2 separate regions of the Homo sapiens genome follow, and region 1 is linked to region 2. Evidence: chromatin contacts called from ENCODE Hi-C or POLR2A ChIA-PET data. All regions are on one chromosome and are shown on one strand. The core of a region is the stretch at or near the end of the contact, and the rest is flanking DNA. Distances in the headings are between cores, read along the strand shown. Region 1 overlaps SFSWAP (splicing factor SWAP). Region 2 overlaps LOC105370087 (a long non-coding RNA gene).

The links. A loop is a pair of places that touch in the nucleus more often than their neighbours do. ChIA-PET counts read pairs that join two places held with the same protein, here RNA polymerase II (POLR2A). Pooled maps may share reads with other maps.
Region 1: a pooled map shows a loop between it and region 2 (3-fold over the local background). The contact joins two enhancer-like sites. A Hi-C loop is called at or near these places in 2 of 50 pooled maps. POLR2A ChIA-PET finds 5 or more read pairs at or near these places in 2 of 52 experiments (HCT116 and PC-9).

The regions. Positions count from the first base shown.
Region 1 is chr12:131,772,786-131,775,485 of GRCh38, reverse strand. All of the region lies in intron 13 of SFSWAP (splicing factor SWAP), which reads right to left. Among named protein-coding and RNA genes, the nearest start is that of MMP17, 54 kb to the left of the region's middle. RefSeq lists enhancers at 800-1,424, 1,504-1,693, 1,425-2,050. Within about 2 kb of position 1,410, at least 6 of the 41 ENCODE cell types and tissues checked have a DNase peak (open chromatin) inside an H3K27ac peak, as active enhancers do.
Region 2 is chr12:131,681,394-131,684,098 of GRCh38, reverse strand. All of the region lies in intron 1 of LOC105370087 (a long non-coding RNA gene), which reads right to left. Among named protein-coding and RNA genes, the nearest start is that of SFSWAP, 28 kb to the left of the region's middle. RefSeq lists a silencer at 1,669-1,818. Within about 2 kb of position 1,403, at least 2 of the 41 ENCODE cell types and tissues checked have a DNase peak (open chromatin) inside an H3K27ac peak, as active enhancers do.

The DNA.
Region 1 (2,700 bases), core at 161-2,660, 91 kb before region 2:
CACTAAAAAAATGCCAGTATCCACGGCCTCTACATCAGGAGCACACGCTGCGCAGAAAGCAAGCCGGCCCAGGGGCTGAAAGACGCCATTGGGAACCTCAACACGGGCACCTGTGAGTGTTCGGGAAGTCAGAGCTGCTGCAGGTCCTTTCAACAAGGCCCGGGATTTCCCCAGGAAAACAAAGAGAGAGCTGAAGAGAAGGAGAGCTGAGACACATACTCCACCCTCGAGTAAGGAGTTTGTTCTGTGACGAGAAGGAAGAGAAACACGTCTTTGCTGTCTTTTTCTGGTGAAGAACTCTCCTCATTTACTCTCTCCACGCTCACAAAATCACTGCACTAATTTGGTGTGTGATTGGTAAGGCGCTGTGTTAAAACAGAGGGGAGATGGAAAAACATGGTCCCTGGCAAACGTCTGTGAAAGACAAAACCAAACGGGCGCGAGACGCCATCTGAGGCACAGTCAAGACAAACAGGAGTGCGAGGAGTCAACTCTCCAGCTGAGTTTCTATTCATATTTCTACTGCCAACTTAATGATTTGAGCCTCCAAACTTTTTTTTTTGCCTTTATCCTAACTAATGCCTGTCATTAATAATACTTATCTCACCACTGTGCTTAAAGACTAGGGCTCCATTTTGAAGCGACGGGACAATCTGAATCAACACTTTCAAATGTCACTTGTAATCAAGTCCAGGTCTATTTATTCCAACAACACGATCATCCTTCACCATGAAGGTGAAAACTAGAGCTGTTGTGACCTCTGCCAGGCTGAATTAAGATGGTTCATTATGTTGACATTACTGCTTTTTTCAGCTTCAAGTGCTAAAAGTGAACAAGGACTGATGCCAAACACAGCTTCCCAGAAACCACAGCTGCCTTTGAGATGCATTTTTAATATTCCAGCAAAAATGATCAAAACGGAAGTCATGTTTGAATGTAGGGGGGCAGACGTACATTGGTTTAGGTAGAGTCCGGGACAAAGCAAATAACTTCTGAAAAATGGTCATTTATGAGAGCATTAACAGCTTACCGCCGGCCACTTCTGTAACACTGGAAATTAACATTGATTAGTCCCCCTGTGTCACGATGAAGTATTTGGCAACAAAATTAGCACATGAACCAGCAACGATTATTTCCTACTGTGGCAAAACAAACCGCTCAAAAGCAGACTGACTTTGTATCTGATTGTATTTGAAAATAAAAGAAATCTTATTTGTGAAGGACACTACATTAACTATGAAAGGGATAACCAACACTGCGGCGTTGCTCTCCATCCCTTCACCCAGCCCCACTGCCCTACCACGTCCTGCCCAGGTGCATCCTCCCACCCCTGCCTCCACTCTGCTCCAGCGCCCCGTGCCCCGCAGCCACACTGTCTCAGCGGAAATGCGGCTCTCATCCTGTCGGTCTCTCGTGCTCACTTATTCTGGCGTCCCAGGCTCTCCACAACTGGCCTCCCATTGTCATTCCGGTTCTGCCTGAGAAAGTGTCTTCCTGAGTGGGGCCACCTGTCCTTTACCACTTGTGGGTCTTTGGCCCTCGTGGGCCCTCACTATTCTGGTAAGCTCCTCAAGGCCTCGCCTGAGCCCCAGGTCCCGGAGCCGCCACTCTCCTCCTGGCTGTGCTGTCCTGATGGAAATGCCCATGTGTGAACAGCAACAGCTCAAATGCAGTCATGGTCACTGGTTAACAAGCAAGCTTCTAATGCATATCCCAAAGCACCTCAGCACCTAGCACACAGCAGAGATTCAGCAAACACAGGCAGGTTTCAGTTCCTATTTCCTTTTCAAACTCTTACTGGAATTGTAAACTTGGCAGATCAGTAACTTGAAAACATTTGTGGGCTGGGTGCAGTGGCTCATGCCTGTCATCCTAGCATCTTGAGAGGCCAAGGCGGGAGAACTGCTTGAGGCCAGGAGTTCAAGACCAGTCTGGGCAATATAGCAAAATCCCATCTCTACCAAAAATACAAAAAAATTTAGCTGGGCATGGTGGCAAGTGCATGTAAGTCCTAGCTACTTTGGAGGCTGAGGTAGGAGGAGTGCTTCAGGCCGGGAGGTCAAGGCTGCAGTGAGCTGTGATGGTACCACTGCATTCTAGCTCGGGCGACAGAGTGAGACTCTCTCAAAAAGAAAAAGAAAAAAAATTTGTGGAATCTAAGAAATCATCCTGCAGTCTGTTGCTACTATGTAAATGACCGCATGAAAAAAGGGGTTCAATGAAGACTTCTCCCTTCTCTTCATCCTGGATTACGAACACACACTAGGAATGAAGAGAGAATGTATGTGATACAGGCAGGAGGCAGGGAAATACTGGTGAGGGCTTCACACTCAAGCCTGGACCCGTGGCCCAAAGTGACAACTATCCCTGTTTTCCCACCTGAATGTTGCCTTTTGGCCTGCTCTGCCCCCTATCCTGTGCCCATAAGAACCCCAGACTCCAGACAAAGGGGACACACACAGAAGAGAAAGCATCTGAGCAAAGAGAGGAGAGGAAGCAGCTGGATGTTGGAGAGGAGTTTGGCTGAGGGATGGCCAGACTCCAGGGGAAAATTATCTTCCTGCTGTACCCCCTTGTCAGCTTCCCTTTCTGCTGAGAGCCACTTCCACAGCTCAATAAAGTCCTCCATATTCACCACCCTTTAATTCGTTCGTGTGACCTGATTCTTGCTGGACGCCGGACAAGAACTCAGGTACCAAG
Region 2 (2,705 bases), core at 154-2,653:
TGTCCCAGCCCTGGGCGTGGGTCCCCCCACATGAGTGCTGGAGTCAGACAGCATCCCCGCGGGTGGGAGGAGCCCTTCCCGGGCAGGACTGTGCCCTGTTGCAGCTCCATTTGGAGGGAGACTTAACATGTTCTGACACGCAATAGGCTTTCTCTTCAACCCTTTCAAGACTTGGGCATTGATTTTTCTCGTCTGCAGGCTGAAGGACTGGGCTCTGGAGAGGAGATGTAGAAATCGAGGTGGCGGCCGCTGACCCATCGGTGCAGGAGAGAAGCTCTGGAGCCCATGGGTGGGACGAAGGTGGTGGGGACGCAGAGCTGCCCCCAGGCCTGGGCCCAGCTCACCTCCTAGCGCCAGGCACGGCCCCACCCAGAAATCCACAGACAAAGACAGGGCTCTCCAGGGGAACGTGCTCACCCTAAGGGTGGTCCCGCTGAAGACTGGCACAGACTTGGCTTCTGTCCCACACCAGGTCCAGCCTGGACCGTTCCCAAGAGCAGAGGCTGGGAATGTCGGGAGCCAGGAAGTTCCAGGAGTGTCCCCAGGACCATCTGCCCAGTGTGGACAGAGACACAGCACACCAACAACATAACAACACAACACAACAGTTGTGTTACATACCAGACTCAGGGGCTCCTCACCTCGCTCAGCTGAGGACCTACCCTGGCCACAGCCCATCCTCAGCCCTGGGCCTGGGCAGCTCCACTGTCTCCTTCCAGACGAGCTCAGACATCCTCAGTTACAACCACACAACACCAGCACCACACCACAACATAACACAAAACAACACCGCACACCACACCATCAACAGCACTGCCTCAACAAGATAACACAACACCACAATACAACAGCAAGAACATATACAACCATACACACCACACACCACACCATGAAAACCCCAAAACAGCACCACACACCACAGCACACTACAACGTAACACAACATCAACATCAACAATATACACCACACACCACATCACCACACCAACAACATAACTCAAAACACCCCCACACACCACACCATGACATCACAACACAGCATCAACCACACAGCACACCACAATGTAACACAACATCAACAATATACACCACACACCACATCACCACACCAACAACATAACTCAAAACACCCCCACACACCACACCATGACATCACAACACAGCATCAACCACACAGCACACCACAATGTAACACATCAACATCAACAATATACACCACACACCACTTCACCACACCAACAATATAACTCAAAACGCCACCACACACCACACCACAACATAACAACACAGCATCAACCACACAGCACACCACAACGCCATGACAGCAGCACCACAACACAACACCCCATGTGGTTCTGTCACGTGCAGTCAAGGGTGCCCTAGCCCAGACGTGCTGGATGCTGGATGACAAGGAACTCGGTTACAGACGACAAGGACACTCCCAGCCTCGCTGGGGCTGAGCGCTTCCCTCCTGGGGCTCCCTCCACATCTGGTCCTGACCCCCCGTCGCCTCCTGGGGCAGAGCCTGGCCTCCCCTCCCCTCCCCTCCCCTCCCTTCCCTTCCCTTCCCCTCCCCTGCATTAGTCCAGTGGCTGCCTGGGGGAGGGGGGATCCCAGAGCCACCTGCCCATCCCCCCTGGAGGCCATGGAGTTGCTCCACCTTCCTCATCCCCCAGTCTGGGCCCCACCTCTTCCCTGCCCCATCCCCTGGAGGCCATGGGGTTGCTCCACCTTCCTCCCGCCCCAGTCTGGGCCCCACCTCTTCCCCGCCCCGTCCCCTGGAGGCCATGGGGTTGCTCCACCTTCCTCCCGCCCCAGTCTGGGCCCCACCTGTTCTCCTGCCTCCCCCGTCCTTTAGAAGCAGAGGAGGCCGTGAGGATCCAGCACCCACAAGTGAGCTCCGCGCTCCCTTCCCAGGGAGGGGAGGGGAACCCCCACCTGATGTCACCCTCTTTCAATGACTAGGCTTTTAGTGTGTGATTAAACCAGCGGGATTGAGCGATTGTTCTTGGGCAGTTTCTCGACTGTCACCCACGACTCTCCTGGTGTCCACTGCAACCATCTCAACACAGAAGCCCTAGCAGGTGCCGCGTGGCCCGTGTCTCGGGGACTGAGCCCAGGTGTGTGGGTTCAGGCTCTTGGTGGGAAGTGCCAGAGACGGACATCAGCAACTAATGCAGAAACTAACCCACAGGCAGGGCGCCGGGAGGTCCAGGCTTCGGGACACAGGCCCTTCTGAGCCTCCCTCCCCCACCCGAGGTTCGGCATCATCGTCACCACAGAGGCAGCCCCGGGTGCAGCAGGGACATTTATGTCCTAACCAGCAGGATAGAAGGGCATGTGGCTGCCTCGGATAAGTCAGGGCTCTCCCCGGAGAAGACGACAAGGACGTGTGGTGAGCACGTGCTCACGGCAGCGCCAGAGCCCAGCACTAGAGCCAGGTTCGCTCTGCTCTTCTCCATGGCGCTGAAGCACACCTTTGTGTCACCACGGTTTTCTGTGGTGTGACAAGTAATGTTTTCCTAAATACCCAAGTGCCACAGATTGGGAATGTTTTACTTTTTAATACATAAAAGGTCATTAGAGTAATTGACGGTAGGTGACTTCACCCTTGCTACATTCAGACGCGCTGTGTCACCAGATAGGAGGGTCTGGGGTCACAGCTGGCAGGACAAATGCCCAGCTCAGCTGTCCACAGTCAGGAGA